Linked DNA regions of Mus musculus: regions 1, 2, 3, 4 and 6 are each linked to region 5. A link is a loop called in an ENCODE intact Hi-C map of the cell type or tissue named here. Cell type or tissue: left cerebral cortex. All regions are shown on one strand. Each heading gives the region's core, and the rest is flanking DNA. Links, peaks and the distances in the headings are about the cores only. Region 1 holds the start of Gm33769 (a long non-coding RNA gene). Region 2 overlaps Clybl (citrate lyase beta like). Region 3 holds the start of Pcca (propionyl-Coenzyme A carboxylase, alpha polypeptide). Region 4 has its middle 25 kb from the start of Pcca. Region 5 overlaps Pcca (propionyl-Coenzyme A carboxylase, alpha polypeptide). Region 6 has its middle 9.0 kb from the start of Gm33769.

Evidence for each region. Hi-C counts contacts between places; a loop is a spot of excess contacts. Peaks named below come from ENCODE experiments on the same cell type or tissue, not always from the same donor. Only the 100,000 strongest peaks of a DNase experiment are listed, where the experiment ranks them.
Region 1: a loop joins it to region 5, with 3 times the contacts of the local background. A loop is called at or near these places in 12 of 42 quality-filtered maps.
Region 2: a loop joins it to region 5, with 11 times the contacts of the local background. A loop is called at or near these places in 35 of 42 quality-filtered maps.
Region 3: it touches region 5 in a loop (2.7-fold over the local background); 2 of 42 quality-filtered maps call a loop at or near these places.
Region 4: it touches region 5 in a loop (4-fold over the local background); 16 of 42 quality-filtered maps call a loop at or near these places.
Region 6: it touches region 5 in a loop (2.9-fold over the local background); 17 of 42 quality-filtered maps call a loop at or near these places.

What each region holds. Positions count from the first base shown.
Region 1 is chr14:122,480,045-122,484,830 of GRCm38, forward strand. It overlaps Gm33769 (a long non-coding RNA gene), which reads right to left and starts at 2,946. Exons shown (of 2, transcript XR_383798.4): 1 at 2,434-2,946; 2 at 889-1,082. Zic2 (zinc finger protein of the cerebellum 2) reads left to right here. Exons shown (of 3, transcript NM_009574.3): 3 at 1-284. It also overlaps a transcript of Pcca not described here. In left cerebral cortex, for the core only: no CTCF peak of the experiment used is centred there; no DNase peak of the experiment used is centred there; H3K4me3 peaks cover 2,833 bases; H3K27ac peaks cover 3,622 bases.
Region 2 is chr14:122,221,159-122,225,944 of GRCm38, forward strand. All of the region lies in intron 1 of Clybl (citrate lyase beta like), which reads left to right. Among named protein-coding and RNA genes, the nearest start is that of 1700108J01Rik, 10 kb to the right of the region's middle. In left cerebral cortex, for the core only: CTCF peaks have their summits at 1,677 (motif pointing left) and 2,748 (motif pointing right); DNase peaks (open chromatin) are centred at 2,751 and 3,553; H3K4me3 peaks cover 291 bases; H3K27ac peaks cover 207 bases.
Region 3 is chr14:122,531,311-122,536,096 of GRCm38, forward strand. It overlaps Pcca (propionyl-Coenzyme A carboxylase, alpha polypeptide), which reads left to right and starts at 3,018. Exons shown (of 24, transcript NM_144844.2): 1 at 3,018-3,149. The coding sequence starts at 3,057. In left cerebral cortex, for the core only: no CTCF peak of the experiment used is centred there; a DNase peak (open chromatin) is centred at 2,910; H3K4me3 peaks cover 1,698 bases; H3K27ac peaks cover 1,212 bases.
Region 4 is chr14:122,507,183-122,511,968 of GRCm38, forward strand. It overlaps a transcript of Pcca not described here. Among named protein-coding and RNA genes, the nearest start is that of Pcca, 25 kb to the right of the region's middle. In left cerebral cortex, for the core only: a CTCF peak has its summit at 2,053; no DNase peak of the experiment used is centred there.
Region 5 is chr14:122,873,789-122,878,574 of GRCm38, forward strand. It overlaps Pcca (propionyl-Coenzyme A carboxylase, alpha polypeptide), which reads left to right. Exons shown (of 24, transcript NM_144844.2): 22 at 2,976-3,116. Among named protein-coding and RNA genes, the nearest start is that of Gm46488, 35 kb to the right of the region's middle. In left cerebral cortex, for the core only: a CTCF peak has its summit at 2,594 (motif pointing left); DNase peaks (open chromatin) are centred at 1,089 and 2,599; H3K27ac peaks cover 1,785 bases.
Region 6 is chr14:122,489,612-122,494,397 of GRCm38, forward strand. It overlaps a transcript of Pcca not described here. Among named protein-coding and RNA genes, the nearest start is that of Gm33769, 9.0 kb to the left of the region's middle. In left cerebral cortex, for the core only: no CTCF peak of the experiment used is centred there; no DNase peak of the experiment used is centred there; H3K4me3 peaks cover 833 bases; H3K27ac peaks cover 1,053 bases.

The DNA.
Region 1 (4,786 bases), core at 352-4,351, 390 kb before region 5:
GGGTGGGTGGGTGGGAGTAAACGTTGTGCCGTTAGCTTTTTTCCGAAATAACACCCTTCTGTAAATATCCGTTGCCATATTTATCCATTTGTAATTAAATTATGGTATTAACTTGCTACAGAGGAAACAATATTTATAAAGAATGTTTCTTAACTATAAATATGTACAATTGTGGGCATAAACTGTTTCAGATTTTTTATTTGAAGGTTTAAGTGGTTTGATCATTTCTTGTGATGTTTTGAGAGTAATGCATACAGAAATATAATAAAATGTGTTGAAACTGCATGAACATACTTTTTCCCCCCCTAGCAGAGTTATTGAAGAGAATGGGAAGGAGTCAGCTTGAGGCATGACGAGGGTATGGATTGGGGGAGGGGGGAAGTGCCACCTTGCATTCTTTGGAGGAAGGTCTATTTATGCATAGAGAATGGGCTAAACTGCCCCTTTGGCAGAAAGTCTCAAAATTATTTTCTACATCCTTTTGTTGGGTAGCTGAGGATGAATTAAATTTTTGGAAAGCCCCTGTGAGGAATGGCGGCAGGAACCTTCAGAGTGTCTAATGGCTCCATTATCTAAGGGAATGCCTTTCTTTCTTTCAGCTATTTGGGCTGGCTTTAAGAGCACTAAACATTTCCTTATTCTTTGTTTTCTTTCCCTACCCTGCCCCCTTCCTCTCTCCCTCCCTCTGAAAAGCTGAGGTACAGTTATTTTTAATTGCACGTTTAAAACTGAGCCGAGTACTTTGTTTTTGAACTTGGCCCAGTGATTATAGTTTAAAGGGGCTCGTTTTTTTTTTTTTCCTTGATATTTTAAGCAGAGCTTGCTCAATAAACCCTGTTTATCTTAAGCAGCTCTGCAGTGGTGCTCAAGGGAAAGTAATAAATAGGATATGCTTTAATATTTTTTATTTGCCGTCATAGATAGGGATACATCTACTCTGAAGGAAAGAATGCAGCAAAATTATTTTATACAAAGGCTAATGTTGCCAGGTGGAAGTGAATAGGAGTACTGAATTTTCTGGAATCTTTGCCACCGTGCTGCCCTGCCCCCACAGGAGTTGGTGTGAGTTTTCAAACAAGATGCTGTAAAGAAAGCAAAAATAATTTTAGTAATAAAAGGATAGAGATGGGGGAAATTATTTTTTAGTTCCTGAGCTATCAAGACTTCCCTCCCACTGAGTGTCCCTGTAGCTCCGATAGGCCCTGGGCTTTGGAGGAGCTGCTCTCAGGGGAGGGAGCAGACCTGGTCAGCTTCAGAGGCTCCTACTGTGCGATCCGGATGAGCCAGAGCAGCCCAGGGCTGAGTCCTCTGCGGATGGATGGAAGACCGCACGGTCCTTTGCTACCTCAGGGTCAGGCATGACAGCCCGAGGGATGTTTGGGAAGAGGTCAACACTCACCTCCCACAGGCCATGCTACCTGTTCAGCGGCAAGCGAACATGCATCCAGCCTGCCTGCTTGTGATACTCTCTGGGTGACAAGTGCCAGGCTCGCCCTCCCCAGCGGCCCGCGAGCTGCCTAAGCGCCAATTTCGGAAGCAATCAACCCTCTATTAAAATCAAATTTATAACCCCTAATAATATTAAGCAAAATTATTAGAAAAATTGGCATATGTTACTGAGCCTTGGGAGAATTCATTGAACACACAAGCCATGAGAAAAATCGTTTAGGGTTTTTGCCGAGCCCCTTGCCCCTGGGGGAGCAGGCAAAAGAGTCAGATTAAATATTCATTTGGTGGGCAAGAAGAAAATGGTTCTACTCAAATGTTTTTAACCTTTTCATTGTGGGGCTGAAAACTATAGTTTTGAGATATCACAAATCTTAAAAGAAAAAGAAAAAAAGAGGACTCAGAGGGACTACTTCTGCATCAACTTAAGGCCTTGGGGCCTTCTTATTTGCGGGAGCATGGGAGCAAAATAGATGCTCCACAGGGTCAAGGTAGTGCAATTGCTTTTTAAATCTATTGGGGAGCTCGCTGTAAGTCTATGACGCCATTGTTAGTTTTCTGCAGAAAAATACAACGTGCAGGGGGTCTGGGCTAGAAAGACCATCCCCCAAAAGTGCTTTCCTACTCTACCCTAGAACCGATGGAGGCCCTGGGAAAGGCTTTCCAGCAAAATGGCTTCTAGCCCCTCTAGGCTTTGTCCACAGGAGTTATCAGCCCGTCGGCTTGGTCCAGTTTCTCTGTTTGGCTTTTCTCTTGGCCCTCCGAATTTCCGGAGGCTAATGAGAGAAGAGGGAGATAGTATATGTGCGAAGAGTGCCAAAGATGCCAGAATCGCTGTACTTAAAGGGTGTAGCAGTTTGGCGCCTGAGTCGGAGAGCCTGGCGGTGATGAGGTTGAGAGTGGGGATTAGGTGGGTGAGTGGAGATGTCCGAGCCCTCCCTCCCTCCCTCCCCGTCACCCCAACTCAGAATAGGCCTGAAAGCTAACCTGCCCTTGCCTTCACTCCAGAGCCTCATAGCTGAAGCTGGTCCTGGCCTCCCTCAGGGCCCAAGAGCTTCGCTGTGGGTTCGCTGCGGCGTCAGGACTGGTGTCTCTGCTTGCCACACCGCTGTCAACTTGAACTTCTGTGAACAGAAGCCTGCTCCCTTCGCGCTCAACTCCATTCACCACAGAATAAGTCCCTCTCACCACGAGATTCGCTTTATCCGGAGGCAGCTGGAGCTCCCTCGGGAGGCCCATCATTATTATTATTAATTATCGTGATCCTCGCTGCATTATTAATGGCCACAAGGATAACGGGCATGGGTATCAGCTTCTCCCAGTTCAGTGATGTCCTCCGAAGTCCCCGGCAGGGAGGAGGTTATTCCCAGCTCAGGGGCCGCGTCAGTTCTGCTTGCGGCAAGGGCGAGGGGAGGCAGTTACAGTCGGGACACTGCGGGACTCCAGTAGAGAAAACGCCACCCTGGTACCCGCACACCATCCTTAACTGCCCGGGACCCCTTTCCTCTCCCCTCTGCCGGCACCTTGGCTCTTCCTCCACCCCACCCCCTATCCCCTTTGTCTCTTTTTCAGACGGATGTTTTCAGTCTCAAGTGTTTTTTTTGTTTTTTGTTTTTTGTTTTTTTTCTTCCGCACAAAATCCTGAGATCAAGAGTAGCTCACAGGCTGGACGGGGGCTCGGGTTTCTCCAGGCACTGTGTTATTTGCTACATCGCTGCATTAGACTAGGAAGGCTTGGGCCATCCAACTTGATCTTGCCTGGGTTGGTGGGTCTAGGGAAAGTATGTCTGAGTACTGTTGAGTTCATTGGTAGCATAGGAGGCTAGAGACAGGCAGAGATTTTACCAAGTATGCATTGGACACTCAGATCCTACTATCCCCTAAATCATGTCAGAAATAATTCCAGGGATGTTAGGCCCACTTCCAAAGTTTAGGAAATAAAGGCCTCAGAATAACAAACACTTCACTAAGAATTGGTTGAACTTTCAGATAGGTTTTTAATTTTTAAAAATGTTGAAATAGGAACATGCAAGGAAAGCTCCTCTCAGGATCCAAGCAGGGCTCGATAAATACTTGTGGGTTGATTATAATCTGATGCCCCAGAAATTTGCAGCTCCACATCCATACATCCATGAGTACCTCAGCAGACAAGTCAAAATGAAAGGTTTCTATTTTTAACCTGCAGCTCAGAACTAAGACCATAGAAATGTCATTCTCCTTCCCTCCACTCTCTCACTTCCCCCTCCCCTCCGGGGATAGTTGCTGGGCTTTTTTATGGGGGGGGGTGGTCTAGATCTTTCCAGACTAGATCTGAGTGGCCAAGTATCAGAAAACCTCAACCCATTCCGCTGAGTCCCTGAGGAGGGGAAGGCAGCCATGATGATAAGGGTAGGACTTAACAAATGAGACCACCTGTAAAGCCAACTATAGGGCAGCCCAACCCAAGTGTCGGAGTTCATGGTCAAGGCTGGGGGTCACTAGGGGTAAACGGGCCCTTGTCGCCTCTGAATGGCCACTGCGGAAACCTCTGGCAGTGAAATTCCGGGCCAGGGTCCTCCTGCTGCCCCGCCTCTACAAGATGCAAGATGCTAACTTTGGGCACTGAGGTCACTAAGCATGCCCCCAGCCCGCTTTCCTTTTGTTTTCAGGGCAGAGCCGCTTTTGAAGAGGTAACACTTGACCTCTCCTTCAGCTTTCTGCTTCTCTCCCTATTTGGGTCCAGCATCTCTCCAGCCCCACCTGGCTTAACACAGCCTTCAGACAGGCTTTGCGGGAGTCCCTTTACTCTGCCGCTCACCCACACAGACACACCTTTCGCGCTCCCATGCCAATACACATCATCCACTCATATGCTCACCTCCTGTGGCTTCCGAATCTCTCCACCACCGGTTCACTCCCGGGTGGGAAGGACCTGGGGCTGCAGAGATGCGCGTGGGTGGCACAAGACCAGTAAGCGGTTGCTCACTCCCCCTTATTGTCCTTGGAGGGACCACTGCCTGACCTTATAGGTGAGGCCCATTTCTTGAATCTACAGGTTGAGATGAGGACAGCGGCGGGGTGGGTGGGTTGGGGGAGTGGGGGTGGGTGGGTGATGGGGGAATACCTGCAGTTGGCATTCCTAGGCCGGTTACCAGGGGCTGTGATGGGCTAGATTGTCTTACCCACCTGCTGCGCTCTCTACTTTCCTGGTGTGTGTGTGTGTGTGTGTGTGTGTGTGTGTGTGTGTGTGTGTGGTGGCAGGGAGTAGTTTTTCCTCCATCTATTAAGGGGATGGAAAAGCTATGTGCCCACCCAATAACCCTTGCCTTAGTCTCTTCTTCCCCCACTCCCAGTCCCCCAA
Region 2 (4,786 bases), core at 431-4,430, 650 kb before region 5:
AGGGCTGTGGTCAAAAGACTCCCAAATATGACCTAAAAAATGATTTATTAGCCGGGCAGTGGTGGCACACACCTTTAATCCCAGCACTTGGGAGGCAGAGGCAGGCGGATTTCTGAGTTCGAGGATAGCCTAGTCTACAAAGTGAGTTCCAGGACAGCCAGGGTTATGCAGAGAAACCCTGTCTCGAAAAACAAAACAACAACAACAACAAAAATGACTTATTACCATCACTAAGACATGGATGGAGGGCTGGAGAGATGGCTCAGTGGTTAAGAGCACTGACTGCTCTTCCAGAGGTCCTGAGTTCAATTCCCAGCAACCACATGGTGGCTCACAACCATCTGTAATGGGATCTGATGCCCTCTTCTGGTGTGTCTGAGTACAGTTACAGTGTACTCACATACATAAAATAGAGGTATGGTCCAGTCTGGGGTCTGTCCCCTTTGCTCACAGTATAGCTCTCACATAAGTTGGGTGTTTGGGCTTCCCCATCAAGAGCCTACTCAATCCTTCTGAGCCACAGAGCTCTTCTATTCACAGCTCTTCTATTCACATTGACCCTCATCTCAGCCAGGCATTGTCTGGCTGCATCCAGATGCAGGCAACACTACGAGATGCCTTACTCAGCAGAGTACCTCTGGGGCTTCCCTGACTCTACTCTTGGGAACAGATAGTGTCCTCAAAGTGTTTTTACTCTCCAGACCTAAGAAGTAGCTAAGGGAAGCTAGGCTGTGCTGGTGTGTTGTACCCAAATGGGTCTGAGCTAGAAACTATGATAAGAAGGGATCCTGGGACTTGGAGCCTTCACCATCCCACCACCCCAGAGCCTGTCCAGCCCAACCTTTTGGCCTTCGAAGTGTCTCTTCTACTAGGGTCTGGCTTTTCATAGTGGTGTAATTGTTCATTTTGAAAAGCTCTAAAGTCATCGTTCAAAGGTATGTTATTGATTGGTATGTGGGGGGGGGGGGCATCAAGTGGACCTGAATGGGCAGAGCAAACAACTCCCTCTCTACCAGAAGGGATGACATGCCACCATTTTAAAATTAAGTAGCATTTTAGGGCCCAGTGTGGCGGTACACACCTATAATCTCAACACTTTGGAGGCTAAGGTAGAAGATACGTTGCATGTAGCCTGGGTCACATAGCTGGACCCCTCCCCCCAAAGGATAACATTGATGAGCAGCTACTCCTGGCCCCAGGTCCTCCTCCCTTTAGAAATGAGCCTCACCTGAGCTCTGCCACATGCCCCATTCCTTGAAAGCAGAGAAGTGGGGGTATTTAGAGCTGAGGCTCACTGACCCACCGGGCACCCTAGGCCTTGAATGACTCTTGGCATCTTCCTTTCTGTCAGCCAATGAATCTGTGCTGAGCCCTGGTCCTTCCGGGCTCCCTGGGAGACAGCATTTAGTGATGACCTGGCTCCTTTCTCACTGAGGCCAGCTTAGGGAATGGACGTGTGAATGAGGATTTGTGTGGCCATAGAACCGGATTCAGGCCCGAGTCTTCTCCAGAAACAAAGGCAAGTCTGTTACAACAACTGCCCTCCTTCTCACAGGGTCTGTGATCCCATGGGTGTGGCCCGGAGCAACAGTGTTGCATTTTGTCCCTGTTCTGACTATGCTGGTCCAGGTGTCTTTACCTGGAACTCATAAAATGGAGACAGAACAGTGGCCTCTAGTGGCTGATGGGGCCCTCTGGGACCACCTGCTACCAGTGAGTGACCCACGCTACCGTCTTGCCAGCAAAACGCACGCAGGCCACTCGGATCCTTCTGCAGTAAAGCTTTAATACATCTCGAGAGATAGATGATCAACTTCAGGAGAGGAGACCCAGAGAGCAGAAAGCCCTTCCCTTTTATAGGCTGTGTAAAACGGTTGGAGACGTGCACCACCCGAATTGGCTGCCCACTATCAGTCAGTTAACGCCACGAGAGAGGCAGGGCTCAGGCAATGACGCCTGCACACATTTTACTATGAGCAATGGATGTCAGCGCCATCTTGTAACGGTGACTGTGAGGGCGGCTCCTCACAAGTGAGGACAGCCCACTGATGCTTAGGCCACTGAAGGGCCACACCCAAAGCTGGGTGAGAGTGTCCTATCATCCCAGGACAAGGCATGCTGGTAGGCTGGTCTGCTGTGGAGCTTACATTGCAGTCCAGGCAGCTGGAGCAGGAGAAGCTGCTAGCTTGTCTAGCTGCAAGGAGGGCTTCATATCCCTAGAGTGTACAATAACACACACACACACACACACACACACACACACACACACAAAGAGGACTCAGAGAGGTCTAGGTATGAGTGCCCAGACAGGGAGCTTTTCCTCATCAAAGTTGATCAGCTGACGTCTGAAGGGCAGGTGTGAATGGCGGGAGACTCCGTTTTCATGGAGTCTGTCCTTCAGAATGGTCAAAGTAATTCCTTAGTAGAAGTGGCCTCTTTACCCTTCTCTGTGGGGCTTGTGAGCAGCTTCAGTGTTGACAATCTGATACTGTGTTGCTTTTTCTAGTCAGAAGCCATCTTGGGCCCCTCCCACTTCCTGCTTTGTTTTCTGAAGCTGTTTAGGTTTTTGTTTTTGTTTTTCCTTTTCCTTTAGGTTCATTTTGTAACCAGGGCAACAAATGCTGCCATGAGTGGACAGGAGGGTTGGGAATGCTGGAACCAAATCATCTTGGGGAGATGGGTTAGGAGGCTTATGTTTCTGTACGGTAAGTGCGGTGACTAGACTGTAGTTCTGGAGTGGTCACTAGATGGCACTCACACACTGGTGTTAAACCAGTCCAGGACTCCCCACTTTGGCGCCTGTATATTCTCCAGAGAGGCTGACTGGCCAAAGCTTTGTATCCCTCCACTCTTGATGGTCTACAGAGATCTAAACAGACGGATACGTGCCTCTGTCTAACTCATTTCACCTGATACTGAGCGATCTTAAGAACCTGGCAAAAATACCTTCAAAGGTCTTAAAACCCTGTCAGCTGCTTAACCCCGGCTTGCTCTTCTCCTGAGCAAATGCAGTGAACCCATCTTTGCAGTAGAGAAACTTATCTGTTTCTCTCCTAGTCGTTTCACAGATATTCTCAGTGGGAAGAATAGGAAGTGAGGGTGAGGGAGGCATTAAAAAGATTAGCACGTCAGAAGGAGATCTATCTAAAACAGAACTACAGCTTGGTAAAATACAACGGAACCTGCTAGATAGAGATTAATATTATTTTATCAGGTCTATTGTTAGACAGTTTCAAACAAGCGAAGCATCATTTGCATGTTCTTGTGTATTGCTGGAGTAGGAGGCAGGAAACCGTATGTTCTTCTTTCTACAAGTTGTATGTGCATCACAGAAAAACCCAATCTTAACTTCGTAAATCTGTTCTGATGGAACAGGAAGGGAATAATGAATTTCTAAGGTCACCTCGGCTCCTGCCTGGTTCAATCCTCTCTGAGCTGAGTGGACATCTTGGGGAGGGGCCCTCGTGGCTCTCTCAGGCATGGGCACGCTTCTTCATCTATGCTCTTCTTAGCTGAGATAACAGTGCTCTGAGCCCCACTGGTAAGGTTAACCTGGGTGCCGCAGGACAGCAGATGGGAATTCTGGTTTGCAGCCACTGCGGAAAAATAAAAACATGTTCCAGAGGGGAAGGGAGCTTGTATTTCTGCGTTTGAACCTTTGATCCACATTCGCTTCTGAAGGGAGGGCTAAACCTTTTGGTGGAGACACATGGCTTGACATCTGTGAAAACACAGCTGTATGGAGCAAAGAAAAGTTGGGGAAAACACAATGGTTTTGCTGTGTCAGGGCCGTTAGTGCTCGAATTCTAGACAAATATTGTCTTTTGATAGTTCTCGCAGAAGGCCTTCTAGATTTTCCCAGGTAATTGCTTAGTAATGTTATTCTTTGAATTTCAGATTTTGAGCCACCTTTTAAGAAGTGAGACATAGGTTTTTCTCTTCTCTCCTCTCTATAAAGACAGTAAAATAAATGAATTGTTGTGATGACCTAGCTGGCAGCCGGGAGGTGGGAAGAAATCAAACCCTTTGAAACAGATGACGGTAGACATCACGATTTGCTTTCGTTTATTTTTTTTTTAATGGAAATATTGGACATAGAGCTTTGTTCCCGACGTTACAGCAAAGATGGGGCCTTCGAAGAGCTTGGCCCTTGGAAACTTGCTTTGTTTTGAGCAATTAAGGTTTGTCACTGAGCGGATGGAGAAGCCCTGCTTCCATTCATCTGTAAATAGCAGTCTTAGCACGTCTCTCCATCCCTCTCCCCAGCCCCTCGGCCAAGAGAGGTATTTAGCGAGGTCTTCCTTCGTCCCCACTTTTCCCTCTGCCTTCCTCTTGACCTTTCCCCTTTTCCTACTATCGAGTCTGTGACCTGTTAGCTCTTCCTTGTCCCTTGGTAATGGGATATCTCTGGACCCTCCCATTCCTCCTGTACCAGTGTGGCCACCAAGACATCCTGGGATGAGGGTTTGAAGTGGAAGCAGAAGCCTGGACAGCGGCTGCCCCATCCCCCAACCCAGTCTCACTTTCCAGTACCCACCACTTCAGCAGCAGCCATGTGTCCCCGAAATGAGATTACCGTGGGGTTTCTTTAAGAGAAAGATACAAATATTCACCTTTGGGGGCCATCCTGCTGCCAGAAGGAGTGTGAACTAAAGTCCTCCCAGACACCCCAAAACTTTCCCCTTTGAAGTCATCCTGCCTTCCCCTTGCAGGAGAGGAAAGAAGAGCCGAGTAGATGTCAGGACCTCTGAAATGCTGACTTAGCCTTTTCCCTAGGCCTCCTGTG
Region 3 (4,786 bases), core at 463-4,462, 340 kb before region 5:
GATATAATATAATAGCATCATTTTCCCTTCTCTTTCTCCCTTTAATCCCTCCCATATCCCCTTCCCTCACTCCATCTCAACTTTGTTTTTTTCTTTAATTTGTATGTGTGTATGTGTGTGTCCACATACATAAATATATAAATACAATCTGCTCAGTCCATTTAGTATTACTTGTATGTATATGGTTTTAGGGCTGTCCAGTTGGTAGTGTGTAATTTAATAGGATGCTCATCTCTAGAGAAAAATGTTTCTCCTACTCCCAGCATTCCTTAATTTCCTATAATTCTTTGTCTTTTTATGTTAGCATGTCTATTGGCATTCGTCTTGTTCAGGTCTTTTTTTAGGCAGCCATATTGTTGAGGTATGATGAGCTAAGCCTTTCTGTTATTTCTAGGAGATACAATCTCAAAGAAAATTTTCTGGTCCTCTCCTGCTTTTAGTGTCTTTCTGGCTCCTCTTTTTTGATGCTCCTTGGGCTGTATGTACAAGAGTTATACTATAGATATATCAACTGGGGATGGAAACGGTGTTAAGATGAATTCCTATTATTAGTTATTATTATTGAGTTTATCATCCTTACATGGAAGTGAGGATTCTCCCATTCCTGTCTCCAAAGAATTGGGATTACATGTGTGCTCAACCATGCCCAGCTAAATTGGTAATTTTTTAAAATTGAAAATAGATTCTTCTCTCATAGAAGACATTCTGATTACAGTTTCCCCTCTGTCCAGTCTTCCTAGCTCCGTTGACGTCTCCTTTTCCCCAGATACATTCCCTCTCTTTTTTCCCTTCAGAAAAGAGCAGGCCTTCAAGAGACAACACTGGGGCTGGAATAGTGGTTCCGTGGTTAAAAGCACTGGCTGTTCTGCCAGAGAACCCAGGTTCAATTCCTAGTACCCACATGCTAACAACTATCAGTAACCCCAGTTCCAGAGGATCTGACACCCTCTTCTGGCCTCCATGGGCCTCTATATACACATCATAGATAACACATGTAGGCAAAATATTCATATACCTAAAATAAAAATAAGTAAGTTCTTAAAAAAGTAAAAGCCACATTTGAAGCCATGCATATAGAGGGCTTTAGCATAGTGGGTTACACAGCTGTGGACTCGAGCAGCTTAGATCTGTCCCTGTTCTGCTGGCTGGGTCTTCACTTTCATCAATCAATCTTATCTGCTGTAGAGCCTAAGGCAAGTGTTAGCTTACAGAGTCTAAGGTTTGAACCATTCAGAGCTCCCTCTGGAGTATTCGCTACATAGTATTTTATCTATTCCCATTATCTGAAGCAAAAATTAGACTTTGTAGCCGTTTAGTCTTTTGGGACACAAAGAGTTAAGTTTATCCTTAGAAGTAGCTTTCCGAACAATAGTGGTTACAATGTTGCTTGTTCTCGTAGATTATAATTAAACGGACTAGCTAGTTATATCAGTCTTAAGGACAGTGGTAATTAAAAATTTCCCCTTTGCTTCCATGAAAATAATTGTGGACAGAATTGTGAGGGTGGGGTTGGAGCTTTCAACCATATCTGAGAACTTTGAAAATTGCCATAATCGGATTAATATTCTTATCTAGTAAGTTATTACCAGAATGAGAGAGTCTCTTTGACATAAAGCTCCAAGAATCTCCTATGGTTGCTCTTCAGGGACAAAGTTGAGAGCAAGACAGGCATTTCATGGGCTGCTTACAGGGATCTTATCAGTGTTGGAGAAATGGCTCAACAGTTAAAAACACTGATTCCGGGGCTGGCGAGATGGCTCAGTGTGTAAGAGTACCCGACTGCTTTTCCAAAGGTCCAGTGTTCAAGTCCCAGCAACCACATGGTGGCTCACAACCATCCGTAACAAGATCTGACGCCCTCCTCTGGTGTGTCTGAAGACAGCTACAGTGTACTTACATATAATAAATAAATAAATCTTAAAAACAAAACAAAACAAAACAAAACAAAAAAAAAACCAAACCACTGATTCCCAGTACCTACGTGGTGGCTCACAACTGATGTAACTCCAGTTCTAAGAATCTGATGCCCTTTGACCTCTGCAGGCACCAGGCACACATATGGTACACATATAGTCATGCAGGCACTTATACACAAAAGTATACATAAATAAAAATTACAATTGGATATTATAATTTTTCTTCAATGTATTTACTTGTACTTCTCAGATGGAAAAATTATTTGTGTGTATATGTATGTGTGTACATGTGTGTGTACATGACATGCATATGGAGGTCAGAGAATAACTTGTGGAACTTAGTGCTTTCCTCTGATTTAGGTCCTAGAAATCAGACTTAGGTCCTCAGGCTCCGTGATTAAGTCCCTTTATAGAGCCAAGTAGTTTCTATTACAGGCCCCTTTCACTGAAGGAATCTTTGCAGTAAAAACAGGACTTTAAAACTACAAACTAAATACAAAGATGGTGATGAAAGTAGCAAGAGGGAAAGAGAAGGGAAACTGGGTTTCCTGACTAGGAAAATGCCTCTGGCGCTGGTGAAACAGGTAATTTTTGCTACTTATGTTCCTACTTTGGTAAGAACTTTCAGTTTCTCAGCCAATCGCAAATGTTGCGAATTGTCTTTTTGGCTAGACCTCTACATGTTGCAGCCTGGCTTCCTGACTGTTTTAAGTTAATTCTGTAGGACAGGCGAAGTAAGTGAGCACCAGTCCTGATACAGAGATGGTTATTGGTGAGATCTACTTTAAAATATCCACCGAGAAATTAAAAGGAGCATGGATGCACCCGATTGGCCAACGTTGGTTCTTTGGAAGCCAAAAGCAGGCTCCAGTCAGCTTTTTCAGCAGTAGGGGAGTTGGACTGGCTGCTGGAGCGCCTTGGTCGGCTCCCTCCGGGTCCTAGTGCGGTTCTCATCCCATATGCGTAAGCCCTAGGCGACCGGCTCTGCGCCGCAGTCGGACCAGCTCCCTCCCAAGCCTACTCGCCAGGGGGCGGAGCTTAGAGCTCAAGGCTCCTGATTGGCCGTCCCGCGGGCACTCCCCTTCCCCGCCCCTTGACGAGGGTGAGAGGTCAGCAGCCGGCAAGTCTGCGGGGTGGACGATGGCGGGGCAGTGGGTCAGGACCGTGGCGCTGTTGGCGGCCAGGCGGCATTGGCGGCGGTCCTCGCAGCAGCAATTGCTGGGGACGCTGAAGGTGAGCAGAACCGGGCTCGCGTGGGCCTGCTTGCTCCGGGTTCCCAGGCGACACCCGCGGTTCATCCCGGCTGCCCCAGGCCCGGGCCCTGACCAGGCTGCACTCACACTCTGTCCTGCCACTGGGCATCTCTTGAACGCGCATATCCGAGGGACAGGCTTAAGTGGTCCGAGCTTTACCTGCACTCCTTCGGGATGGCCTTCGGGCTTGCATCCCAGAGTCTCGCGGTGCTGGTTTCTCCTGCAGCTTTCTAGAGAGCCCTTGTTAAGAGTCCACATGTTCTTTTGCTGTCTTTGCAACGACTTTGAAGGGGCATCATGAATTGCTGTTTGAATAGTTAAGGCTGTGAGTTTGAAAATACTGTGCTAAGTCAAGATTGTTAACAGAGCACACGTGTGACTTGAAATCCTGCTTAAACTGTATGACACCATTGTAACGCGTGAGAAATGCACCGTCTGAATTTATTTTTCTTCCTAAGAACTGCTTAGCCTGATTAGAAACTGTGGTTCACCCTGGATGTCATGGTGACATTTTGACTCACAGATTGGGAATTCGTGTTAACCTCCTTTCTCCTTCCATATGGGATATATTGAATGCCTTGCCAGCATTGACTTCCCCAACTTTTAAAGTACACTTACTAATTCACTTGAGCAGATTTCTTAAAAATGAATGACCCCTGAAAACCCCTTGAAAGCTGGTTGAGTGTGCCTGCTAATCTTCCCTGCCGTGCAATCATGTGTAGTGCTGTGTGCACCTGTAATCACAGCATTGGAAAGGCTGAGGATTGTGAGTTTAAGGCCAGGCTCAAATCCTTCCCTATCTCTCAGTAGAAAAAGTTAAAAATTTATTTTCTACAGCGTTTGGTTTATGGTCATTGAAATTTGAGTTGATATGATCTGCCTCTTTTAAAAAATTTTTTTTTATTTTTTATTTATTTATTTTTTTGAGAAACATGTTTCTCTGTGTAGCCCTGGCTATTCTGGAACACTCTGTGTAGAGCAGTCTGGTCTCAAAGCCACAGAGATCTCCCTGCCTCTTGACTCCTGAGTGTAGAGTGTACTGCTGTGCTCAGCCTTTTACTCTTTTTAAGGAAATGCAAACAGGCCCACTTAGGCAGTGTGAGCTGGAAGGTTCTCCCTTGTGTCAGCCTTGAAAAGTTGGCTCTCATTGTTCTTTGTAATGCCACACGGATTTTGTTCCTTAACTTTTATCATCCTGTAATCACTTAATCTTCATTTGCTCTTGCTAAGACTTTTACACATTTTCTTATGAAATTACCTGCAGTGAGAAGGTAAGGTCTTTGGAGTCACATTTTCTATATTTCTTCTTCTGTGGGGTTTGTTTTCTTGAGACAGGACCTCACTTAGCCTAGCTTGGTCTCAAATTTGCTGTGTACTGGAGGAAGATTTTGGTCTCCTGGCCCCACCCCAGGGCTGAGGACTGAGCCTGAGGCCTTGTACTTGTTATACAAGTACTCTGCCTTGGAGCTAAATCCTCAACCCCTGCTCTACTTTCCAAATGCTGGCATTATAGGTATTCACCACCACACCAGGGTTGGATATTATATATTGGATATGTGCTTTTTTTAGATAGTTTCTTACAAACAAATCTTGACTGAATTCCTCCTGTGTAGGGGG
Region 4 (4,786 bases), core at 448-4,447, 370 kb before region 5:
CTGCTTTTAATATTCTCTCTTTATTTAGTGCATTTGTTGTTCTGATTATTATGTGCTCCCTTACTGCTTTTAATATTCTCTCTTTATTTAGTGCATTTGTTGTTCTGATTATTATGTGTCGGGAGGAATTTCTTTTCTGGTCCGGTCTATTTGGAGTTCTGTAGGCTTCTTGTATGTTCATGGGCATGTCATTCTTTAGGTTTGGGAAGTTTTCTTCTATAATTTTGTTGAAGATATTTGCTGGTCCTTTAAGTTGAAAATCTTCATTCTCATCAACTCCTATTATCTGTAGGTTTGGTCTTCTCATTGTGTCCTGGATTTCCTGGATGTTTTGAGTTAGGATCTTTTTGCGTTTTATATTATCTTTGATTGTTGTGCTGATGTTCTCTATGGAATCTTCTGCACCTGAGATTCTCTCTTCCATCTCTTGTATTCTGTTGCTGATGCTCGAGTCTATGGTTCCAGATTTCTTTCCTAGGGTTTCTATCTCCAGCGTTGCCTCACTTTGGGTTTTCTTTATTGTGTCTACTTCCCTTTTTAGGTCTAGTATGGTTTTGTTCATTTCCATCATCTGTTTGGATGTGTTTTCCTGTTTTTCTATAAGGACTTCTACCTCTTTGGTTGTGTTTTCCTGTTTTTCTTTACGGACTTGTAACTCTTTAGCAGTGTTCTCCTGTATTTCTTTAAGTGAGTTATTAAATTCCTTCTTGATGTCCTCTACCATCATCATGAGATATGCTTTTAAATCCGTGTCTAGCTTTTCGGTTGTGTTGGGGTGCCCAGGACTAGGTGGGGTGCGAGTGCTGCGTTCTAATGATGGTGAGTGGTCTTGATTTCTGTTAGTAGGATTCTTATGTTTGCCTTTCGCCATCTGGTATTCTCTGGAGCTAGTTGTTATAATTGTCTCTGGTTAGAGCTTTTTCTTCAGGTGATTATGTTAACCTCTATCAGCAGACCTGGGAGACTAGCTCTATCCTTAGTTTCAGTGGTCAGAGTACTCTCTGCAGGCAAGCTCTCCTCTTGCAGTAAAGGTGCCCAGATATCTGGTGTTTGAACCTGCCTCCTGGCAGAAGTTGTGTTCCAATCACCAGAGGTCTTAGGATCCCGTGGCAGATCCTGTGTGGGTCCTTGTGGGTGTCCGGAGACTCCCCGGGCCAGGGACCCCGGTGCTGCAGTGGGCCGGAAGGGACTTGAGCCCCGGATCAGGCCGGGTTATCTCCCCTTTTCTTTATTAAAGATACAAATCAGTTATGTTCTTGGAGATTCAGGAGAAAAAAAAAAAACAAACAGGCTTTCATGTTTAGGCAAAACACTGTAAAGCAAATATTTATTTTATTTTTATTTGTGTGTGTGTGTGTGTGAGAGAGAGAGAGAGAGAGAGAGAGAGAGAGACAGACACACACGCACATACACACACAGAGAAAAAGAGAGAGATACAGAGAGACCACACAGAGACCCACAGAGAGACAGAGAGACACACAGAGAGACAGAGAAAGAGACAGACATACACACACACACACATACACAGAGAGACAGAGAGAGACAGGCAGAGACAGACACAGAGAGAGACAGAGAGAGAAAGACTAAGAGAGAGATAGGTATTCAGGTGCACAAGGAGTCAGGAAGACTTTGGATCCCTTGGAACTACAGCTGCAGGTGGACATGAAATTCCCGCCAGCTGACAGATGAATAAGTGCTTCTAATCCCTGGGCCACCTCTCCAGCACATATCAACCATTTATTTTAAGTTGCAAATAATGTCAAACATCAGACAGATTACAAGAATTGTATCCAAAACATCTGTTTACCTTTTATCCGGATGCGCTTATTTTATTTAATTCATTTTTAAAGAGAGAATTACTCTCCCTGTGTGTACAAATTGTGTCTGAGCTATTTGGGGATAAATTGCACACATTCTGTTCCCTTGCCTCCTGATGCTTCATTGTACATTTCTATTCCATAGTTTCCACCGTTAGGAATCCAACATTGAAACAGATGTGCAATTTGTTGCATTTTGTCACCTGTCTTGTGATGTCCTTTATAGCATTTGCAGTTTTTCTCCACTAGAGGCTCCTACATTATAGATCATGTTTCCTCAGCTTCTTTCCCCTGGAAAAGGCTCCTCAGCCTGCTTCACGACCTTTATGACAGTGGTGTTTTTGGAGAAAGCTGATATTTTTAAAAAGAGAATGATTTTGTTTTGAACTTGTTTGATGTTTGCTACAGATTATATTTAGGTTACAGGTCTTTAGTCAAAATGGTAAATGTGATGTATTCTTGGCTTAGCACACAGTCCACAATATAAATTGACCAAGTGCATGCACTTTGTCCACTGAAAGATGAAAAGCTTTTATAAAGATTTTCTCCCCTCCAATATCCTTCTTCTGTCTCTGTCTGTCTGTCTGTCTCTTCCCCCACTCTGTGTGTGTGTGTGTGTGTGTGTGTGTGTGTTTGTGTGTGTATTAGAGGACTTTGGTGTCCTATTCTGTTCTCTTCACCCTATTCCATTGGGGTAGAGTCTCTTACTGAACCTGGAGCTAGAGTGGCAGCCAGCAAGTCCCGGCAGTCCTCATGGATCCACAGCCCCTGTGCTGGGGTGACATGCACAGAACCATGTTCACTTTTTATGCCAGTGCTGGGGAGGTCCTCATGTTGTACAGCAAGCAGTTATCCACTGAGCCATCTCCCAGCCCTTTGCTAGACATTGTGGAGATTGTTAGTGTGAGGTTAGTGAGAGCCATGCTTTCCTCTGGAAAAGAGAAGTCTGAATGTGATTTACCCCTCATCTCTGTCAGACCACTGGGAAAACTCCAGATGAAGAGCCTAAATCCACCTGGTCGCAACTTACTGACGCCTGATTTTTTTTCAGGATATCCGAGGAAAAGGGAATAGGCTTAGTTCTCTGCTTAGAGGCTGGAAGAAAGCTGTTCTTGGATGATAGGAAATAGCCTCTTTTTTTTTATTCTTCAGTTTATCAGACAGTGGGTGTTTCTCAGAGACCCTATGTGAAGGAGAGCTGTTGGGGGTTAGCCACAGGGTGAGGCAGACTAGATGAGAGCCTGGCAGAGAACTATGGATCCCTGGTAGTAGGATAGTGAATAGGCACCTGGAAGAGGGGTTCTTTTATACTAAGGAGCTGCAGGTGAGTGTTAGAACATGAGCTCAGAAGGGATCTGCCAAGAGCCTTACTGACGGGCTCCAAAAGAGCCATATCTGCAAGCCCAGAAGAGCTGGGGCAGTTTAAGATCTGTCCCTTCTGTATCCTAGCAGGACCAAATAAGAAAGGAAGATTAGGGAAGTCTCAGGAGGAAGGGTGGCAGCTCCAGGAGACCCTGTGTGGCCCTGAAGGTAATAACCCACTGTAGGTCCCAACATGATCCCAGAGGACGAGGGCTAATGCTGATTTGACTTTGGAGTTTTTATTTTCTGTGTGTGTCAGTCAGAAGACAAATCTTAGGCGTCTCCTTTCTCTTTCATCATGTGGGCTCTGCTGACTGAACTCAGGTTGACAGCACTCACATTGAGGGCATGGGTCACCGAGCCCAGCCCCCATAGATGAATACATTTCTGTCCAGAAAAAAAATCCCTACAGATCTTACTGTTCTGATCATCTCCATCCTAATGAATATGAAGTATTGCGTTTGTTTGTTTGATTGGGATTGAACCAAAGGGGAGGCAAGCATACCAACTGTGCCATCCCTAACTGATTTGAGTTAACAAGTAGATCTGTGGAGCACCTCTCCATGAACACACCCTGCATATTTGTGTATCATTTTCAGTGGAATGTCTATTCAGGGTTTTTGCCTATATTTGCTTTGAATTGTAAACATGTAAAGAATATGTCCTGAATATTAGCCCTTTATCAGATATTTTATTGGTGTATCATTGCTTTTCTTGAGGCTTTAACCAAAATACCCGGGAAGGAACAGCTCGAGGTGGGGAGGTCTATTTTGGTTCAAGCGGATACTGTGTCTCACAGGGGGAAGACTTGGCAGCAGGAGCATGAGGTGGCTGGTCACAGTGCATCTGTGCTCAGGAAGCAGAGGTGACTACTGCTCTACAGCTCCTTCTCTGTTTTATTCATAGGTCATGCTCAGCTGACCTATGAAGCTCAGACATGCTCAGCTTTGTCTGCTAGGTGGCTCTACATCCTGTCAAGTTTACAGTCAGCCTGAACTGTCAAGATTGACAGTTTCACCTCCCAACTCTGCCTTTCCTTCTCTTGTGCCCTTTGATATGCAGAACATTGGAAATCTGATATAATCTTATTTGCCGAGTTTACTTCTCTTGCTATACTTCGTAATATCACAGCTGTTTTTTTTTTTTTTTTTTTTTTTTGCCAATTCCAGTATCTTTTAAAAAAGTATTTATTTTCCAGTGATGGGGATCGAACCTGGGACCTTGCAAGTGCTCTTGTACTGAGCCATACACCCAGCCTCTCCTGATCTTCCCAGCTTTCTTTACACAACTGTCAACAATATAGTTAAAAGTGTTCTTTTCTCTTATTTACTTTGTATGTGTGCACGCCAGAGAAAGTGTATGGAGGTCAGAGGACAACTTGTAGAGGTCACTCTTTCCAGGGGCTGAGCACACAGCCAGGCTTGGCAGCAAACATCTTTACTTTGTTGGCCCTAACCCGTGGTTTCTCAAAGCCTATAAAGGTAATGTTTTACTAACCAGGAAATGTAGATTTTGCTTTAATAGAACAGCTTGTATTAGTGGAGCAGTAGATTACAGATATCAGTCTTAGAAACCTTGGGTTTCATGAATGTTCAGGGTCATAAGTT
Region 5 (4,786 bases), core at 288-4,287:
TAGATATGTTTTTACATTATAGACAGCATAAAATGGATTTGTTTGGAGTCTTGGCTTGGGGGGCGATTTTACATAATTGGGTCAAATACCTTCTATGATTATCACATTTGGGTTAAGAAGCCATCTAAACTGCTCCCAGAGAGAGCCTGTTTTCTAATTTACCTGGTGAGGTGTTTTTTTTTTTTTTTTTTTTTTTAAACTTTCCATTCCCATGACAGTGGTTTGGAGACAGCTTCCTAAAACCAGTAGAGGGAAGTGGTTTTACTACTGAGTCCAGAGCTGACCTTTATGGACCTTTTCACCACCATACCCTGGTTCTTCTGGACCCACACGGAATGAAAAACTGTCCTCCTTCATGATTATACTTCTCTCTGTTAGCAGCCAGCCTTTTAAACATCAACACTGTGCTTTGCATGAACACAGACACACCCCTGAACTTACGTAGTTACAGTATCTGAAAACACTTAAGTGCCCATCATAGAAGTAGACTTGAGCTCTGCTATTGCTAGAAAGACCCTTTCCTGAATCCTCAGCTAGCTAACTGCACCTCTCCCCAAGAATCTAGAGAAAACAATGAGTCCCAGTTCAGATGCTAAGCTCTGTAAGTCCTAGTGCAGACTGCAGTGGCCCCCTTTTTGGAGAGCAGGCACTAGGAAACATCTATGGTTGTAACTAGGATGTCTTCTTGGATGGGCCCATGTGCGGCACCAACGAGGCCGGTTCAGACTTTTGACTCTACATACAAACTGCAGGGCCGACAAGAGGCTGTTTTAAGATGGCCTGTGATAATCAGGACAACATCAAAGGTATCCTTAAGAAGTGTAGCTTCTCTCTCTTCTTTTCCTAATCAGAAAGGTCACTTCTGAGTCAGCCATGTTCAACAAGACCTCTCCTGAGGCATCCACTCCTTGTTATTTTTCACTTGTGATTACAATAAGTCATTTATTCCTAAACAGATTTAAGAACAATAAACAAATACAAAAGGGAAAGGAACATCTCATCAATAACAAAGGCTGTGTCTGAAGCACTGAGTTTTGGACTCTTTTACATCTCTTTCCAAGCAAAGCAGGGGCCCTACAGAGAAAGGAATTTAGAAGATATGAAAGTTATAAAAATAGTAAGGGACCCAGTTTTTTGTCAGGATCTGGGCCTCTCAGGAGAAATGGTCTGAAGACAGCCTTAGCTTTGTTCACATTGAGGCTTAGTTGTGAGATAGCTGAAGTATTGGTTCTTAAGCCTATTTGCTGTGGTGAAAAGCTGTTAAATTGTATTCTCAGTATATACTTTTCCTAAATTCATATTTTGAAGTTAAAGAAAACCAGGGGGAAAATAGATCTGAATGCTACAGTGAAAACTAATCCCTGGGGCAGAATGCCAGCTGGTCACGTAGTAGTGACACCCTAGTGATGCTGCTAGAAATGAAACCCGCCTGATGCACACGTACCTCTAGTGCTGCTGGACTTACTGCCCGGTACACACGAGCCTCTAGTGCTGCCGGACTTTCTGTTCCAAGGGAGATAGAGCACAGATACTAAAACTGTGCAATTTGGCCCAATTATGTCCCCCCTTGGTTCCCAAGGATTTAATGAGGGCCTTGGAAGTACAATTCATGGGTGATGCGTAGTCCCTCTGCCCAGGGTGTCGTCAGACTGACAGCAGCCTGCTTTTCCCTTGTCATTTATGACTCAGATGAATTTTAATAGGAGCAAAAAGCTTTTATTTGTGCTGTAATTTCACTTAAGGATCATATCCTTCAGGAACTGGCAGACATTTCTATGTCTTGATTGCAAAACACACACTCAGGAGTAAAGAAACACCCAGAAGATGTTATTATTCAACCTGTCACAGTGTCGAAAATCTGCTTGGAACCTAGGCTATCAAAGCTCTTCTGTGGGGCCTCCCCCACCTGCTTTAAATAGGCCCTGTAAAGAGCCACTTGGAGAGTGCCACTGTCCCCAGGCAGAATCAAAGTGGGAATCAGATTCTGCCTCGGCCTCCCTGCCAGCATGATGCCCACAGGAGGCTTTGAGTTACAGCAGCTTTCCTCCAACAAAATGGAGCTGCCCAGTGGGTGCTGCTTCTGTCCTCCCCAGAGAGACCGGATCTGGTGGGAACCAGAAACCAATTCCCTACCTCAAAGCGTTTTATTTTCTGTTTGGGTAGAGCGAATCGTGGTTCATATATTTATCTGGGATGTTTCCTGTCCAGTAGGTATTGTCTGTATTAGAAATGTTAAGATTGACTTGTTGGCCATCCACCTTTGCTATGCCATGAAAACTGATGTGCCTGGCATTTTCCGTGTTTTACAAATCTTGGTGCTATCATATCTCGGCCCAAAAGATATTCTCATTACATCTTGTCTTTCTACTAGCTGGCTTGTCATATGAGAAAAGGCTACATGGTAATGTGCCTAAAAGGAAAAACATTTTGATGTGAATATAACATTTTATGTCACTGAGAAATATTTGAACGTTAAGGACTTTTCTCTTCTTTTCTCAAAATGAACACTGAAGCCTTTGTCTCTATTTAATAATCTACATGGTGTAGCTGCTTCAGAGGTGTGGGAGGCGTGCGACAGCAATCTGCTGCCATCTACTGGTATGCACTCGGTGTCACTGCCTTTTCCCTGAGGCTGAGGGACTCAAAGGATCTGGTTCCTCTGCTTTGCACTGCTCGATCTCTCACTCACTCGGCAGTGTTCCTCAAGCAAAATCCTTACTGTTTTCCTTTACAAAGTTCTGAGATGGTTTTCTTAAAGATCTGTGATACTTTTTTATATATCACTAATTAATCATGAGTAATTCCTTTAAAAAACCTGTCTCCGTTATGAATAATGTTATGTGGAGGGTTTTAGAATGTTTGACTTTAAAGGATATTATTGTAATTTTAGTTTAAAGCTAAAAGCAGATTTTGAATAAGTGCTGTTTTAGATGATATTCGTCATTTGACCTCTGTTGTGCTTTTTCTCTTTCAAGTACAAAGTGCACATTTTAACCAAGCTTGCTGCAGAGCTGAACAAATTCATGCTTGAAAAAGTGCCCAAGGACACCAGCAGCACTCTGTGCTCCCCGATGCCTGGAGTGGTGGTGGCCGTTTCTGTCAAGCCTGGAGACATGGTAAGAGTACTTCTGTGTGAGGGATATGCTGGGCTCAGACTTCCCCTACAGAACAATGGCACCGACAGGAGCACGCTCCCAGTGGCCTCTTCTAACCCACAGGACGCTCATGGTACAGGTGTGCATTCACTCTGTATACCTACTTCACATCTGAGTTGTGTGGGTGACAGTGCCTCCTCCCAACTTGTGTGTGTGTAGGGGTGGGGGTGTAGGGGCGTGGAATAGAAATGAGGACAGACATTCTCTTCTTTCTCAAATTTGTAAAATTTACATTTACTTTGCATTGTTCCTTATTCCCTGGCCCTCTAGATATGAAGCATGCTTGAGGAATTCATGCCAGAACATATTAACCCTGACAGGGGTTTCTAGTTGCAGGATTTCTGAACTAAATGTCTAACTGGGGAGGAAAATTAAGGAAGCCTTAATCCTATAATCTGTTCAAAATCAGCCCACTGTTGTAAGGTGGAAAGTGAAATTCATAACTGGAAGCTTTATTCTTGACTTTTTAATAGCAGAGCTATATTATATCCCTTATCTGCTCAGTCCCATAACTTGCTGTGGACAAATGTGTAGGATACATACATCTTTCTTTTTCTTTTTCTCTTTCTCTTTCTTTTTCTTCAATCAGCTGCTTAGAAGCAAAAGTAAAAAATGGTTGAAAATGCAACTGGGAGATTCCCAGAGGCCCTTAAGTACTTGTGGAACCACTTTCATGGGCTATGTGCTAATTCTACTGTGAATCTGACTGAAGCCACTGGACTTTGCCTAATTTTCTATAATCATTATGTTGAGATAGCACCTGATTTTTTTTTTTATTAATACAGATAGAGCATCATGTTAACACTTAGAAAAATCCATGGAGGGGACATTGGCTTCTAGAAAAATACAGAATAAGAATGATCAAGTTGGATTGTTCATTAGTTCCCAATTAACATTCAACTGGGAAACTGACTTAAAAATATCTTCCCCTGGTGATACAGGAGAGCTATCTACTTTTGTAGAAAACACAAAGGGCCAGGTAGTTCTGCCTAGCTGCTTTCACGGATGTTCCTGCAGACAGCAGTACCTGAGGTCAGCGGTAGGCGATGGTGGGAGAGGTGAGGTGTGAAAGTTAGAGGCTGACTTGTGCAGTGCTGCAGAGCTCCCAGGGTTTTCATACAGGATTGGGGGGTGGAAATGGGCTCTTCACTGGTTTTGGCATTAACAGGCACAAATGCACATTGTATTATCAGATATTATCAGAGCAGTCAGTGAAATCTTGTATCTAAATGTGCAGGCTAGTGAGCAGTGAAGTTTTTTTTTTTTTTCTTTTTCTTTTTCCTTTTTCGCTTTTTGTTGTTGTGGTTGTGGTTACCTCTACCCTCTGGGGTTTTCTTTCTTTCTTCTTGTTTGTTTGTTTTGTTTTTCTGGAAGCCACCCAGTCTATATACTGCCAGCCCCAGCTTGCCAGTTCTAATTGTGGCTATAATTAGAGCATCACATTTGTGCTTTTTTGTCCTCATAAGAGGGTATTTACCTTCAATCCTAGTTTTCTGACATCTAAGACCAAGATGGGCAGAAGGTGTGGGTCAGCTCTTGCCTGGGAGGCTGCCCCCATTTGCTCCATCCTAGCTCTATTTACCCACTTATGATTGCTTAACTGGTAAGCAAGGCAGTGCAAGTGCAGCCTT
Region 6 (4,786 bases), core at 449-4,448, 380 kb before region 5:
TTTTAATGTAAAGTAGGGCTGTTTGCATCTTCATCAAAAATAAAAAGTCGCAATTATGGCCTGAGTAAGCCTTTCTTTATTATTATTTTTAGCCTGTGTATCATTACCTAACTGGTATGTGTTCTTCTGTCCAGCTCTTGATGATCTAGTTGAATCCTAGACATTGTGCCAAGAAGTGTATTTGAAGCAGATAAGTGCGTATAATACAAATGCGTTTTGTTAGACCTGATGGACGCTATTTTTCTTCTAATAGGTTTGTAGCAAACTAACACAATAACACAATGTATTCCTTTTCAAGGTACATTGTCGAAACAGGTCTATTAAGAGCGCGTTGAGCTATTTCTCGCTTCTATTGAACAGTCTGTTGCTCAAACACAACAGCCAACAAACGCCAGCTGCCTCAACAAAAGTAGAAACCTAACCCTTTTATGTAATGTTTTAGCAGAAAGGGTAGCTCTGTTTAATTAAAAACATTGATGGTCCAGTGAAACAATGGAAACTCAAGTTCAAGTGGTGTTCTATTGATTTAAGATGAGTTTTACTAGCTATGGGTATAATTCATTTTTCCCCAGCTCTCTCCTGTGTGAGGGGGTTCCTTCTTGGGGCATTATTTGGGTGAATAGAAAGACAGACACGGCTATTGCTTTAGAAACCTGATTAACAAACGTTGCTTTGAGGGTAAGGTGTTTAATTTATAAGTGCACCCCATATTTTTTGTCAGTTTATTCGCTGTGGGGAAGCTTTGAAAGTAGCTCCTCTCAGCAGGTTAAAAAGTGAAGTCTGCGTCCTGGCATTTAAATGTCTTTGTTATTGTGTCAAGCAAGTTGTTGAAAACTGCATGATCAGAATACTAAGGTTGGGCAGCTAAAGAGGCGTGTGTGTGTGTGTGTGTGTGTGTGTGTGTGTGTGTGTGTGTGTGTTCGCGTGCGCGCACGTGCGCCTCTGGGCACAGGACAGTGCGTGCGAGAACAATTATTTTCATCAGCGGCTGGTAGCTCGCTCCCGACTGCTCCTCTGTGCAGAACCGACGGCTTTCCAGCTTTCAACTCTGGAAGTGAGGCAAGACGGAATCCTCCATCACACTTCCTTCTGGGAGCCTTAGATGCTACCGCGGAGAGCCCGGCTCGCTCGAGGGCATCTAAACTGTCCTTTGACAGGGGGCATTCGAGAACCGAAAGGTTCTGGGTCCGCGCACCTGAGCCGCGCAGCGCAGCGAGGGCGGGGGCTGGAGGAGGTCGGTGCTCGGCTGGAGGTGGGCGGGGCAGGTGCGCGGCTCCCTGCGGCCCGCGGGGTGCAGCCCAGCCTTCCCGCCCCGCCAGGAGGGCTCCGCGCTCCTTCCTCGCCCTACCGCGCTTCGCAGCTGCCGGACCCCAGGGACAGGGGAGCAAGCAACTCTCATCAACTCCTCAGGACTAAACAATGGCCAAGGCTGGGGCGCCCTACACAAGGCCCCAGGCTGGGCAGACTTGGTTTGCTTTCTGCAATCGGGGCCTGGAAGTGGAGGCTTGTGGAGGGATGGTCAGACTCACTTCGAGCCTAAAGGCTTGCATTTTCATTGCTCCTGGCAACTAGCGAGGCTACCTTGTCTGCGTTTCTGGGACCAAGCTCCATGTGGGACAAGCCACATACAACCCTCTGAGGTGCACCCTGAAGACCAGAGAGCACAGGCATGGGTGAAGCCTGGAGCTTTGGAGTCTTTGTGAGGGCTTGTTGGGCCTACCGTCATGGTTAGAATCCAGGAGAACACTGCCAGAAGCAGACCAGAGATAGGGACTGTCCACATGGAACCCTCAGGCCCAGAATGAGTTATTTAAGCTCCTCCTGGTGTTTAAAGAGGTTTTTCAGTTTTAAAGAACGTTGTAAAAAAAATATCAGCTCTTAAAAAAAATGAGCTCTTCCTCATTACATGCTTCCCCACCCCTCAGCTAGACATGCACTGTTTCCTGAGACGGAGGAGTGTTCAAACATGTGTCGTCTTTTAAAAATAATACGAATTCATAAAGAGGAGGAGGAAGAAGAGTAGGAGAAGAAAGAGAAAATTTAACTGATACCTGAAGTATTCACCACTCCTTCATTTAACTGTGCAGCTGTTTTTAACTGTGGGCTCCCAGGGAAGAGACTTCTCTGAGATGCTGGTACCTTATAGAGCGCTTTGCTTTCCGTTGGCTCCTTGTAGTCATCCCTAATTAGAAATGCCTCAGAGGAGCCTTTATCCAGCCCATAAAGGAAGATCAAGTGTCCGCACAGTATATATTAATATAGGGTCCATACTCAGTAATTTGGAATTGTGTTTCTTCTTTCAACTTTTTCCTTTATGTCCTTTTTTTCCCTTCAAACACTTGTTGCCTGTGACACTGCTCTGACCTTCGCTCCTCCTTTTCAGGATGTTAGGATGAATGCTTGCTTCTTCTGGCAAAAAGACAGTAGGAAAGATAAAGTGTGGGCTTTCATTTTGGATCTGGATTACCAAACCACTTACATTTCTGTATTCATTTTCTTTCCAGAAAAGCAAAAAAAAAAAAAAAAAAAAAAAAAAAAAAAAAAAAAAAAAAAAAAAAAAAAAAAAAGTTTTTCCTGGCATTTTGAAAACTGAAATAAGGGTGAAGCATTATCTTAAACTGAAAGGACAGATTGTATGGAAGGTAGATTAAACGCTAGTGCTATTAACTCTCTTTTCTTAGAGAAGGGAAACTGGTCTAACTCAGTTTTAGTTTTGGTGTGATGGTTTTTTCATATTGGTCATCATTCTGGGAAGGATTTCAGTGGGCATTCTATTTCTATCTGTTTTAAAGTGTTTATACCAAAGGGAAATGTAGAAATTTTCAGTTATTAAAAATGATAGTATTCTTATAGAGTCAAAGTATTGATTTAAAACATCACAGAAGTATAATTATCTTCAGTGTAATATATTAGCAAAATGTGGCTATTTGAGGAACAACTTACTTTTCTAAGTAGTAATTTTTCTAATAGTCAGTTTAAAGCTTTGATATATTACTCCTATACCTTGACCATGTGGTTAAATTAGTCCCAGCTCTTGTTCTGTGTTTGTTACCAGTGTTCTTGCCCTGTTTCTTAACATGGCATCCAGTGCTGATAGAACTCAAAACTTCTCTAAGGCATAAAATAGATAATGGTACCATACATTTTTAAATCTTATTTTCAGCTTTTAATTTTAATTTTGAGATAAGGTCTCACTTAGCCAAGGTTGGCCTGGAATTTGATAGGTAGGCTGTCCTTGAATTCCTGATCTGTTTGCCTCTACCTTACAAGTGTTAAAGAGTTACAGGTGTATGCTACCAAACCCTGCTTTTCTTTAACTATTTACTTCCTTCTGTGGGCTTTGCCATGCCCTATTGTTACCTATCTGTGTGTACTATGATAGTGTCAGGGTTGTTGTCCTTACTGTCTGACATCTCTAGTGTGTGATTACTTTCCCTGAACATAGCTGGTTATGACTGTGTTGATATTGTGAAGATGCCAAGGGTTTGCAGTGTTCCTTGGTGCTTTTCTGTCACATATTCTGCCAGAAGATTCCAAAATGTATACTCTGTCACTAGTTTTGATACTGTTTTGTTTTGTTTTTTAAATTTAAAGTGTAATTTCTTCATGGAACACTGAAAGTACTTTTCACTAGAGAGAATTCCTAGAGTCAGGATCTCAGGTGCATTGTAGTTATTCTATTGTAAGCATCAAGCTCTTTGTTTCTAGATTAACTATTAGCTCTTCTCTTTGCTCACGATATCCTGCAGAGGCTTTTGAGTCTCCCAGGTCCATGCAGCTCAGTGAATATCTTCTTATCCTTACAGACTTGTTCATGTATGGACTTGATTTACAGAAACAGCTTAGACTGTATAGGTGGGCACATCTGTAATGTAATCCCAATGTTTCTATGTTGAGAAGGGATATGGGGACAAGAGAATGGCCTTTTAAATTGGAATATAACATTTCCTGTGAAGACACAAACAAGTGCCCGTTTACCCGTGATGGGTCCCAGCAACAGACTAAAGTGGAAATTCACTGAAGTCTAGCTTGGTGAGAGTAGTGGATTTGTTAGGCTTGCTTATAGAGAGCACTCATGAGTGGCCACTTACAGACACACAGAGGACAGCTGTATCATTCACTACAAAGTCCTGCCCCATTATGGATGGTGTGGTGTTTGAATGACGGCCTTGGCTAAGTGACCCCATAGACTCATATGTTTCCATGTTTAGTCCCCAGTTGTTGAAGTATATAGGAAGGATTAAGAAGTGTGGCCTTGTTAGAGGAAGTATGGCCTTGTTGGAGGAGGTGTGTCATTAGGTGTGGGTTTCAAAAGCCCTGCCAGGCCCTCTATCTCTGACTTTGTTTGTCTCCGATTGTCTTTGTCTATCTCTGTGCCTGTATCTGTGTCTCTGTCTGTCTCTGTCTCTCTGCCTGCTGCCTACAAATGAGGATATAAAACACTCAGCTGCTGCTCCAGTACTGTGTCTGTCTCCTTCCTATCATGATGATAACAGACTAAACCTCCTGAACCGATAAGCCAGCCTCCAATTAAATGCTTTCTTTTGTAAGAGTTGCTTTGGTCATGGTATCTCTCCACAATAATAGAACATTAACTAAGGCAGATGGGAACCTCATCAAAACTTTATCATGGAGTTCCAGTTTTAATTACCCTTTCATTTTTCTTTTCATACAGTATATTTTTTTAATTAGGATTTTTTTGGGGGGCAATCAAACCATGTGTTTATTGAGTGCCTGTTATGTGCTAAATATTTTTCATGGTACTTGGGACACAGCAGAGAATAAA